2 separate regions of the Homo sapiens genome follow, and region 2 is linked to region 1. Evidence: read pairs that join two places in POLR2A ChIA-PET (ENCODE). Cell type or tissue: CD4-positive, alpha-beta T cell. All regions are shown on one strand. Each heading gives the region's core, and the rest is flanking DNA. Links, peaks and the distances in the headings are about the cores only.

Region 1 (5,382 bases), core at 318-5,317:
ATAGATAATAGTGAATATAAATGAAATAGGGTTTCCCTAGCTGAGCATATAGACATCTTATTTAATCACGCCATTGAATACTCATTGATCCAAATGTGAAGCATCTGTGTTATTCTCTGAGGCTGTTTTGTTCTCCTCTGTGTGGATCCAAATACTAGGGCCAATAAAAGGTCATTGCTGACATGGCCTGTGATGTCCCTTTGGAATAGAACAATGATGGTCCAGGTGGTGTACCTTTCATGAAGACAGATAGCCTGTATTGAGCATGGAAGAGCTTAGACAGTGGGATAGAACCCTTTTTAAGAACCCTTTTTTTTTAAGGTTTTATTTTTTTGATCTCATCGAAGATCAGCTCTGGTCATCTCAGAAGTACAGAGTGCTGTATTATGGTTCTTTTACTGATCTTCTGGAAGGAGAAGCAAAGTGCAACATACTGTGGGCCCCTACCTTAAATGGGAATGTTGGGTAGTTACTCCAGCTAGAAAACCACAAGGGCCAGGTGTATGTATTGGTCATGGAGACTTTGTTGTTTGTGTAACTAAGTACCCAAATTCAGTGTTGAAAATAAGGTCCCCAGATTTCTGAGCCTGCTTTTAAATATTTGATCAACATATTTCTCGAGAGAGACAGAGAGCAAACTTAGCTGTCTCATATGTACCTGAAAATGAACATTCCTTGAACTAAATTATGGCCCTCCTCCTCCTCCCTACCACCTGCCCCACCAACTTCCCTGCTCTGAATCTCAGTAAATGGCACTGTTCTCCACACATGAGGCCAGGGATCAGGGATCACTTCTGATTACGCTCTCTCCTTTACTCCTCTGTCCAACCCATTATCAAGTCTACCACCTCCATGCTTTCCATCCTGTAAGATTCTTTCCCATCCTTGTCCTTTCACTTGGTTTCCTGCTCTTCTGGCCCTACTCTTGACCTCCAGGAATCCATTCTTCACCTTGCTATTGGAGTATTCTTTTAAGATCACATATCACACATCTGGTTCTGCTGTTCACTTCTTTGCTTAAAACTCTTCCAGGGCTTCTCATTGAGGTGAGCCCCAATTTCTTAACTTGGCTCACCTACTGATGTGGCCCTCTGGCTACTTGTGCCACTACACTGACTCTTACCCCTCCAGCCTCAGTGGAAGCCTCCCAATTTCTGTTCCTGCCATCTTCTGTGTGGACCTGAATACTAGGGCCAATTAAAGTTCATGCGCTGAAATGTCCCTTCATGTGCTGTCCCTTTACCTGACCCTCCTTCCCCCAAGTCACACACTCTTTGTTTAAATAACTCCCACTTATTGTTCCAGGCTCAAATTAAATGCGACTTTCTTCAAGAAGGCCTTCTCTGGCTCCACCAGACCCTAAAAGTTCCCCTAGCTGTACATGTCCAGAGGCCCCTGTATTCTTCTTTGTAGTACTTTTGCACATTAGAAATTTCTTCATTATGTATATTTATGTATTTAATGTGTGTCTTCTCCACTTGACCATAAGGGCGAATTCCCTTCTATTCACTGCTGTGTACCTAGTGTCCAGTGTTGTGCCTGGCACATAAGGCACCCAAAAAACATTCTCTGACTAATGCTGACTCCCTGGATCAGGGTAATTTTGCCAGCAAGTAGCAGAATTCTCAGACTCAAATGTGCCTTTAATATAAGGTTTGCAATTCTTTCATGTGTCAGAAAGTTCAGAGATAGGGCAGGTTTCAAAGTGTTGATTTAGCAGCCCAAAGGGTTACAGCATTCTGCTTTCTACCATGCTGGCTTCTTCTTGGGTCAATTTCGGTGTGTGGTAATCAGAATACTTGCATAGAGTCTGCCTTGCTTCTCACCAAGGGTGAGTGGGAAGTGACTGTGGCCACGGATACATCAGAGGGAGCCAGGCTTAGGGTCTTCAGAAGTGACAAGACCCCATGGGTTGGCCACGGCACATCCTGCCTGCTGTTGCTGCTAATTCAGCAGTGGTTTCCAAGACCCCAAAGATTCCATGAAAACTAGCACTTAGGTAGTATGCTTTATTGAAGATCTCTTAAATAAAGTATTGACCATCACATTCACAGTTCAGTGCGGGCTTCTCTGGCAAAAGAACAAAAGACAGTGAAAGAAAATGAGGGTGAGAGCAAAACTGACCCTCAGATTGTCTTCATTTTCCAAGGATTCAAATTGAAACACTTGCAAGCAAAACCCTCTTTTCTAGGAGAGCCAGAAGTGGACTTATTTTGCCTTTTCTGAAAAGAAATGAAGGCTTCCTGAATGTTTGGCTTTCTTAGTGACTTCAAAAATGCCACCAAATTTTCATTTTGGAATCTTATGGAGATGTTTAGATTCTGAATATAAACAAGCAGTACTTAACATTTATTTTCTCTTTTAGATAATGGGCCTGAATTTATGTATACTGAGTTAAAACCTCATGCTCTAATTAAGAAGAGCCAGGATTCTCTTTTTCTATTTTCTAAATTCTGTGGGAACCCATAGTTAACCTTCAGACTCTTTGCTTTGACAAAACACTTAAATTTTTAAAAATTACACATGAGGAGCAGAGAGAGAGCGAACAGATCTCAACGATAAATAAAGCATGAATTGACTTTAGTGGCAAAAGCATGGCAAGTACTGTGGCTAGGGCTTAATTCCCGGTGAACGAAGAATACTCGGACATTGACAGATTCAAGTAAATGAAGACGCTCGGTTGGTGGCTTCTGAGAAAAATGTTTTCCTGGCCGGGGGTGTGGAAATCAGGTTCCAATGTGTCTGTAGGTACAGCTTATTCTCTCTGATGGTCTTTCTTTTTCTTTGTTTATAACTTGATAAGACTGCATTGTTGTTCTTTCTAACCTTTTATTTTATTGCTCTTAAAACAACTTAGTGATCTAAAGATACTGGGGAAATCTGTTCTCAAGTAAAACTTTTGTTTCCAAGTGGGATGTGGGAGGTGGAGGTCACCTTGGGTACTCCCTGCTCTGCGGATTTCTGAGTGAGAAGACACCTGCTTCAGTTGACACGCTGAAAACAAGCTAAACAGCTAGAGCTTTTTCTTTTGATCTCTCCCATGGTGTGGGATTTCCTCACCTCACATTTGCTGAGCATTGATTTCCACTGCAGATATAAGGTGTCTGAGTTTGTCACTGTTTCCCCACACTGTTTGTCAACTTTTACTTTTTGTTTAATCAGGCAGCCCCATGGGGGTGGAATATTATTCATTGTTCCAAGTAGTGCATAATCAGACAACCTGAGGATGTTTGCAGCCTTTGATGTATGAAATTGTGTCTCTCTCTGGGGACTCCTCAGCTGTAGATTTGATGGGTGTTTTCCATGTTCGCTTTGCAGGCTGAGCTGTCTACTCTTTATGAGGCTGGGAGATGAGGTGTTGGGGAGAAGAGATGAGAAAATTGCTTTTCTCTTTTTTGCTAACCTATGCATTTGTTTTTAAGATACTTGCAGAATACTGAAGAAGACAATCTAGCTTTGAAGTCTGTACTTATCCTTCTCCCCATACTTACACCAATTGATTCTGAAATGACCCAGTGGCTGGGACTGGCTGGTTGGGGGCAACTTCTTCTTTATCCTTTCTCTATGTCCCTCCAGAAGCTTCAGTCTCAACAGTAGGGACTGCATTTTATTAACAAACAAGTTCCATTCTGCTGTCAAGAGTATGTGAGTAATTTTCTCTTCAGGTTGAAGAACAAAATAAAATGATCAGAAAAAAGCTAACCAATTTCAATTAGTAGAGGACTATCCTTCTTTTACACATCCCACTCAAAACTTTAAGATCAAAATGATAGAGTAAAATTGCTTTATACAACCGAAAAACTAAATCCCGTCTCAAAGAGGTTAATAACTTTCATGACAGAACCTGATTTACAAAGCACATGGGCTCCTCTTGTTCATTTTCATGCCAGCAGCCACAGTAATGATTTAGAAAACATAAACTAGATTGTACAGCTCCCCAGCATTAACCCCTTCATAATTTTCTGTTACTCTAAGGATAACATCTAAACTCTTGACCATGGCCTGTCTGGCCTGTGTGGTCTGGCCCCTTTCTACCTCCCCATCCTCATCTCCACTATGCTCCAACTGCACTGGCCCCTTTGACTCCGGGAACCATCACACTCTAACCCCAGAGTCTTTGCACATGCTATTTCTTCTTCTTGAAATGCTTCTCTTTACTCATAAACTCCATATGTGGCTTGTTTGCTCTCGGGTGATCTCAGAAAGGCCTTCCGCAGTCATGCTAACAAGAGCCCTCCCCACTATTCTGTATTACTACACTCTGTTCAATTACCTCATGCATTTATCAATAACTTTTGATTATCAGTGTGCTTATTTCCTTGTGAATTGTCTGTCTCTCCTTATTGGACTACAAAGACTATGCCTGTCTTTTATTCTTCTCTTTTTTTCTCTGTTTTCATTTCTTTTTTTTTTTAAGGTGAGCAGGAGAACTAGAAGAAACAATTATATATAGGTTTATTTTAAAAGTTATGGTATAATTTACATAAAACAAAGAAGGAATATTTTAAATTTTCAGTAACCACCATTCGTAATAAGATACAGACTTTTCCCAACATCCTTGAAAGTTCCCTCATGCCCTTCTCCAGTTAATCCCTCACCAAAGGTAACCATTTTTGGACTTATGTCACTATACCTCAGTTTTTCCTATTCTTGGCTTCTTACTTTCATTATGTTGTAATGTCTTTAAGATTCACTCATGTTGTTGCATGTATCAGAAGTTCATATATTTTTATTGCTGAATAGTTTTCCATTGTAAGAATACACTAAAAATTGTTTCTCCATTCTCTGTTGATAACGTCTGGGTCATTTCCAGATTTTGTCTTTTATGGATAAATTTGTTATGACTATTCTTGTACAACAAGTATTTTATGGGCATATTATTCATTTTGGGGGGGCATTCACCTAGAAGTGGAATTGCTGACTCATGGGGTAGATGCATATTTAACCTTATGAAAAATGACCAAAAACATTTCCATGAGCGAGGGCTTAGCTTAATTAAAGTGATTGATTTGCAGTCAATTGATGTAGGATAGAGTCTTGCATGCAGTCCTTAAAGTTTATTACAGAAAATTTATTACAGAAATTAATACTTACCTTAGTAAGTAGAATATACTTTTATTCATTGAAATACAACTGATTTTTAATTTTAGGGCTTGTTTTATTCACTAAAATATTCCTTATTCTTTATTCTAGGGCTTCACACATGGTGGTTATTTATGATCTCTCTGTTGAATGATTTAATGCTCTTTTTAGCCTTCTGACTTCCTGAGAGGCATTGATCAATTATTCAAGGGTGGAATTTGTATTGAGAAATTATGACTCTAAGGTAAAACTTAAATCATCATTATGATAAACAGACAAATACAAGAAAAATACACAAGG
Region 2 (5,382 bases), core at 209-5,208, 49 kb before region 1:
TATTTGAATCTTTGACATTTTCAGTAGAATTTTTATAATTTAAAAGATATGGGCCATGCACGGTGGCTCACGCCTGTAATCCCAGCACTTTGGGAGGCTGAGGCGGGCAGATCACGAGGTCAAGAGATCGAGACCATCCTGGCCAACATGGTGAAACCCCATCTCTACTAAAAATACAAAAATTAGCTGTGTGTGGTGGCATGTGCCTGTAGTCCCAGCTACTCGGGAGGCTAAGGCAGGAGAATCACTTGAACCCAGGAGGCAGATGTTGCAGTGAGCTGAGATCACGCCATTGCGTGCCAGCCTGGCGACAGAGTAAGACTCAATCTCAAAAAAATAAAAAATACATATATATGGTTCTGGACAATTTTTCTTACAGTTATTTTGGGATTTTCAAATAGTTTTTTTGTTGTCTATATGGTAGAATTCTTAAAATTACAATTTCTGATTATGAAATTTAAAGTTAGTTGAATTCATAACGATGAATAAAGTCACATGTGAGTTCAAAAGCTCGTTAACTCGTGCACTGTCTTGCTAGTCTCATCCCTTGCACTGTTTAAGAGTGGAGAGTGGGATGTGAGCAGGAGTGCCTGGTAAGGAGGCAGTAGGAGCTGACGCTAAAGAGCCTTGGGTAACGGTAAGAAGCTTGCCTTGCTCCTGAATCAAACCTTCCAACAGAAGGCAGGGAAGTGAGATCATTAGGTTTGTTTTTTAAAAAGCATTTTTCTTATAGCATTTTACTGGGTGATTTGGGCTTGGGAAAGGTCGGTGGCAGGGCACCTGTTAGGGCATTATTGCAGTATTTCAAGTGAGAGATAAAGTCTGACCCCAGGCAACAGCAGTAAGAAAAATGGGAGTAGCGAGGATGGGGCAGGGGGGCAGTACACTGAGGGGAGGGTAAGGAACAGGTCTCAGGTAAAAGCGACAGTCCTGGGTGACCAGTTAAACGTTGGGGGAGAGGAAAAGAAAGGAGATGAAGTTGCCACCAGAAAGAGTGGCCTCAGGAGAAAGGGGTTGTACAGGGTTGGGGATGGGGTGGGATGGGCAGAATGTATCAGAGAAATAGTACCCTTGGGGTTGGTGTGGTACAGGTGAGTGGGCCTGAATGATAGTAATGGAAATCCCAAAGCATGATATAAAAACTAACGAAATTTGAAAAGTAATAAACATGAAAAAAATGAAAAATTTTGATTTATGGGGGATTTATTTGGCTTCTATTGGAGAATGATTAGGACTGAAGCTAACTACTTGGAAGTTATTGGCATATAAATGGTATGTGAGGCCAGAGGAAATGGTGAGATGAGCCCAAGTAGAGAGGCCAGCTTTAAACAACAACAACAACTACCAAAAAAAAAAAAAAAAAAAAAAAAGCAAAACAAAGAAATAGGACACAGAGTTAGATTTGAATGTCAGATATATGATGAATAATTGTTTAGTATATTCCATGTTTGGACATGTTTAAGACCTACTTGTCCTAAAAATAATGTATTATTTATCTGAAATTCAAATTTAACTGGGCACCATGTATTTCATCTGGCAACCATAACAGGGGCAGCACACAGAAATGTTGGCAGGGACCAGGCAGGCCTTTCAGATAGTGAGGTGGTGTGTGAGACACAGGCCAGTGGTGGAGGCTGGGTGACCCAGAACTCCTGTCTCTCATTCTCAGGGGCAGCTGCTACATACTTCCCACTGATTGGGTTTGCAGAGATGGCCTCGAGGGTGTCTGATATTCTGATATTTCAAAACAGAATAGAAATATGTATTTTAATGTGTATTTAATATATATATTTTAAAATATTTTTAATGTTGATATTAAAAGTGGTCAGTTGGGCTCAGTGCAGTGGCTCATGCCTGTAATTCCAGCACTTTGGGAAACTGAGGCAGGAGGATGTCTTGAAGCTAGGAGTTTGAGACAAGCCTGGGCAACATAGCAAGTCCCCATCTGTACAAAAAAAAAAAAGAATAAATTAGTCAGGTGTAGTGACTTATGCCTATAATCCCAGCTACTCAGGAGGCCAAGGCAAGAGGATTGCTTGAGCCCAGGAGTTTGAGGCTGCAGTTAACTACGATAGCACCACTGCACTCCAGCCTGGGTGACAGAGTGAGACTCTGTCTCTATTTAAATAAATAAGTAAATAAATAAACTGGGCAAACAATGAAAATGAAAACATTGCGAAATACAAAGCAGCTCTGTGGGTTCCACTGGTTTGCAGCCTCTGATCTAATTTCTAAAGTGGGTGTAGCAGGTTTTTAACCTGTAAATTATGGTGATCGGCAGGTCAGGGTAAATGGTAGTTGTGTGTGGGGAAGAGATGATGGCAACAGATGTTTTCCTCCTGCAAAAACTAAAATGTGGGAGTGACTTCTCTGGCCATGACTCCATGGTCTCTCCCCTCAGAGCCATTTTCAGTAAAATTTTTATAGTTTAAAAAATACGGTTCTGAACAATTTTTGTTAGAGTTATTTTGGGATTTTTAAATAGTTTTTTGGTTGTGTATATGGTAGAATTCTTAAAATTATACAATTATAATGTATAAAAAAGCATGCAATTATAATTCATAAAATTATAGCCCCACTGACCATTCTCCTGTAGCTGGGAGCAGTTCACACTAACAGGGCTATACCCCCATGCTGACCTGCTCTGCAGGATCCCAGGAAGGTGAGCATAGCCTACTAACCTGTTTGGGTAGCACAGCGACAGCAACTGAGGCCTTGAAGGCTGTTATCAGAAAATTGTGGGCGGAAACTTCCAGGGGTTTGCTCTGAGCTTCTTGAGGCTTCTCAGCTTCAGCTGCAAAGTGAGTGGGTGTTTCTTTGAGAAGCAGAATCAGAGAGAGAGAGATAGAGAAAGAGAAAGACAGAGGTGTTTCCCTTAGCTATGGAAACTCTATAAGAGAGATCCAGCTTGCCTCCTCTTGAGCAGTCAGCAACAGGGTCCCGTCCTTGACACCTCAGCCTCTACAGGACTGAGAAGAAGTAAAACCGTTTGCTGGGGCTGGCCTGACTCACCAGCTGCCATGCAGCAGCCCTTCAATTACCCATATCCCCAGATCTACTGGGTGGACAGCAGTGCCAGCTCTCCCTGGGCCCCTCCAGGCACAGTTCTTCCCTGTCCAACCTCTGTGCCCAGAAGGCCTGGTCAAAGGAGGCCACCACCACCACCGCCACCGCCACCACTACCACCTCCGCCGCCGCCGCCACCACTGCCTCCACTACCGCTGCCACCCCTGAAGAAGAGAGGGAACCACAGCACAGGCCTGTGTCTCCTTGTGATGTTTTTCATGGTTCTGGTTGCCTTGGTAGGATTGGGCCTGGGGATGTTTCAGCTCTTCCACCTACAGAAGGAGCTGGCAGAACTCCGAGAGGTAAGCCTGCCGGCAGACTGCTGTGCCCTGGAGGCACCAGGCATAAGGGGATGGAGGGCCCACTGCCTGGCTTGCAAAGTGCTTTTCAATCCTTTTTTTTTTTTTCTTAGAAATGGGTTGTTCTAGTTATTCTATTCTATAGACAGAGAAATGGAGGCTCATAGGGGTGAAGGGAATATTTTTTACTTTGTAAAGAATCAGAGCCCAACAGTTTGTCTTTCCTCAGTTGTCAACTCAGTCTGTTGAACCACTTACTGCCTCATACCTATTGATTTAAGGAGTAAAAAACAAACAAACAAAACTTTTAAGTTTTGCTTGGAAGTAAATTTGTTCAGATGACCAAACTAAATCTTGAAAATTGGTACGATTCCAAATCACAAAACTGAGGGACAGTGAGGCAAAATTGCTTGGCCAAAGCCCAAGTTAGCAGAACTTCTGAGGTATTTGGATTCTCTTTCCAGGGCTTGGTTTATTTGACGATTCTGCCTCTTTTGCTTAAAGAATTTTATTTTTATTATACATCTTTTCTCTTTCTGTTTTACTAGTCTACCAGCCAGATGCACACAGCATCATCTTTGGAGAAGCAAATAGGTGAGTCTTTTTTCGCATGTACATTGAGTTCCCAAAGATGATCCTCAGCACAGAACTATGTTAATGGAATGCCTTAAATTCTGTCCCACACTTTGGTTTCTGTACACTATAAGAGGAATTCTGGCTAATTCAGAATCTCTGGTCTATGATTCCTTGAGCTGCTTTAAAAATGTGAAGTGAATTGAATTGCTCACAATCAATATAGCTGAGCACTGCACACAATTCAAAATCACTTCCACTTGACTTTGGAAAGAGACACACATATACAACCCTGGACCTTTGCCCCCTGAGAAGTGGCTCCAGGCCTGTCCCCTTCCACAGACATCCTGGTCCTGGCACACACGCCAGTGGCTGTAACTCCTGGGAAGAGAAGGCGAAATGAAGGCAGAGACAGATGTTTCTGAGAAACGTCCTTTCCTCTTTTAAATGCCCTAAAGAGATTACATTGAAGCTTTATTTACAATATGTTTTATAGGATGTAAGCTTTTAAAACATGGATAATCAATTCCCCACATTAGAATGGTTTTTCTTGAAGTCACTGAGAAGCTTAAGGGAAGACTTCAGCCATCATTCAAAGGATGTTCAGCTTCACCCACAGAGGCAGTCATGAGGTACCCTTGATCACAAAGGAAAATCCTTTGTATGGGAGCTAGGGCAAGAAGATGATAGGTTGAACACTGATCTCATGAAATTTCAGGGCATAGTTGTGCAAGCTCTGTACAGATAGATTTTACAGTGTGCTTCACTAGTCTAAGATTCATTGAAATTTTAGATTTAGATTTACAATGAGATTCATTGAATTTTTAGAGGTGGAAGGAAGCTTAGAATATATCTAGTCCAGCCATTTCATTTTTTGGAAGAGAAACAAAATACCAGATGGATTAGGTGAATATGCCCAAGACCACTGGTATGCCATTGGGGCTAGAAGGAACACAGGCTCTTGATGCCTTGTCACCTACAGGGCTTTCCAGTACTGGACTGGTGCCTCATGAAGGAGGGAAACTCCTGTCTCTCTGTAGTGAGCATGGAATAAGAAATAGATGAAAAGCAGGATACCTCTGCAAAGACTATAGGTAGATCTCATCCTTAGAAACTCAGAATAAAGAAGAAGGCAGCACTGGCCATCTATTAAGTGAAGCAAGTTCCAGTTTCTCCGGATGTGGCTACTGCACATGACCCAGTCGCCTGTCTACTATCCTAGACTGTTAAGTTCTTATATGAGCCACTGTTGGGATGCTCTGGCCCCTGCTTCTGTGTCCTAATCCTTAAATGTTAGAAAGTCCATATGTACACAAGCAGAGTGGAAATATTTGATAGAAAAGTAAAGCCTCTGGAGGACGTCTGAAATAAGATCATTTTGAAAATCTGTGGAATGTGCCTGGTCTGATAGGTATCTAATTATTCATCTTTCACCCACTCTCTG

What was found. ChIA-PET counts read pairs that join two places held together with the same protein. Peaks named below come from ENCODE experiments on the same cell type or tissue, not always from the same donor. Only the 100,000 strongest peaks of a DNase experiment are listed, where the experiment ranks them.
Region 2: POLR2A ChIA-PET joins it to region 1 with 5 read pairs; 4 of 35 experiments call an interaction of 5 or more read pairs at or near these places.

Annotation. Positions count from the first base shown.
Region 1 is chr1:172,705,550-172,710,931 of GRCh38, forward strand. No RefSeq gene overlaps it. Among named protein-coding and RNA genes, the nearest start is that of FASLG, 49 kb to the left of the region's middle. In CD4-positive, alpha-beta T cell, for the core only: no CTCF peak of the experiment used is centred there; a DNase peak (open chromatin) is centred at 3,102; H3K4me3 peaks cover 409 bases.
Region 2 is chr1:172,656,182-172,661,563 of GRCh38, forward strand. It overlaps FASLG (Fas ligand), which reads left to right and starts at 2,922. Exons shown (of 4, transcript NM_000639.3): 1 at 2,922-3,368; 2 at 3,914-3,959. The coding sequence starts at 3,021. In CD4-positive, alpha-beta T cell, for the core only: no CTCF peak of the experiment used is centred there; a DNase peak (open chromatin) is centred at 2,830; H3K4me3 peaks cover 2,704 bases; H3K27ac peaks cover 963 bases.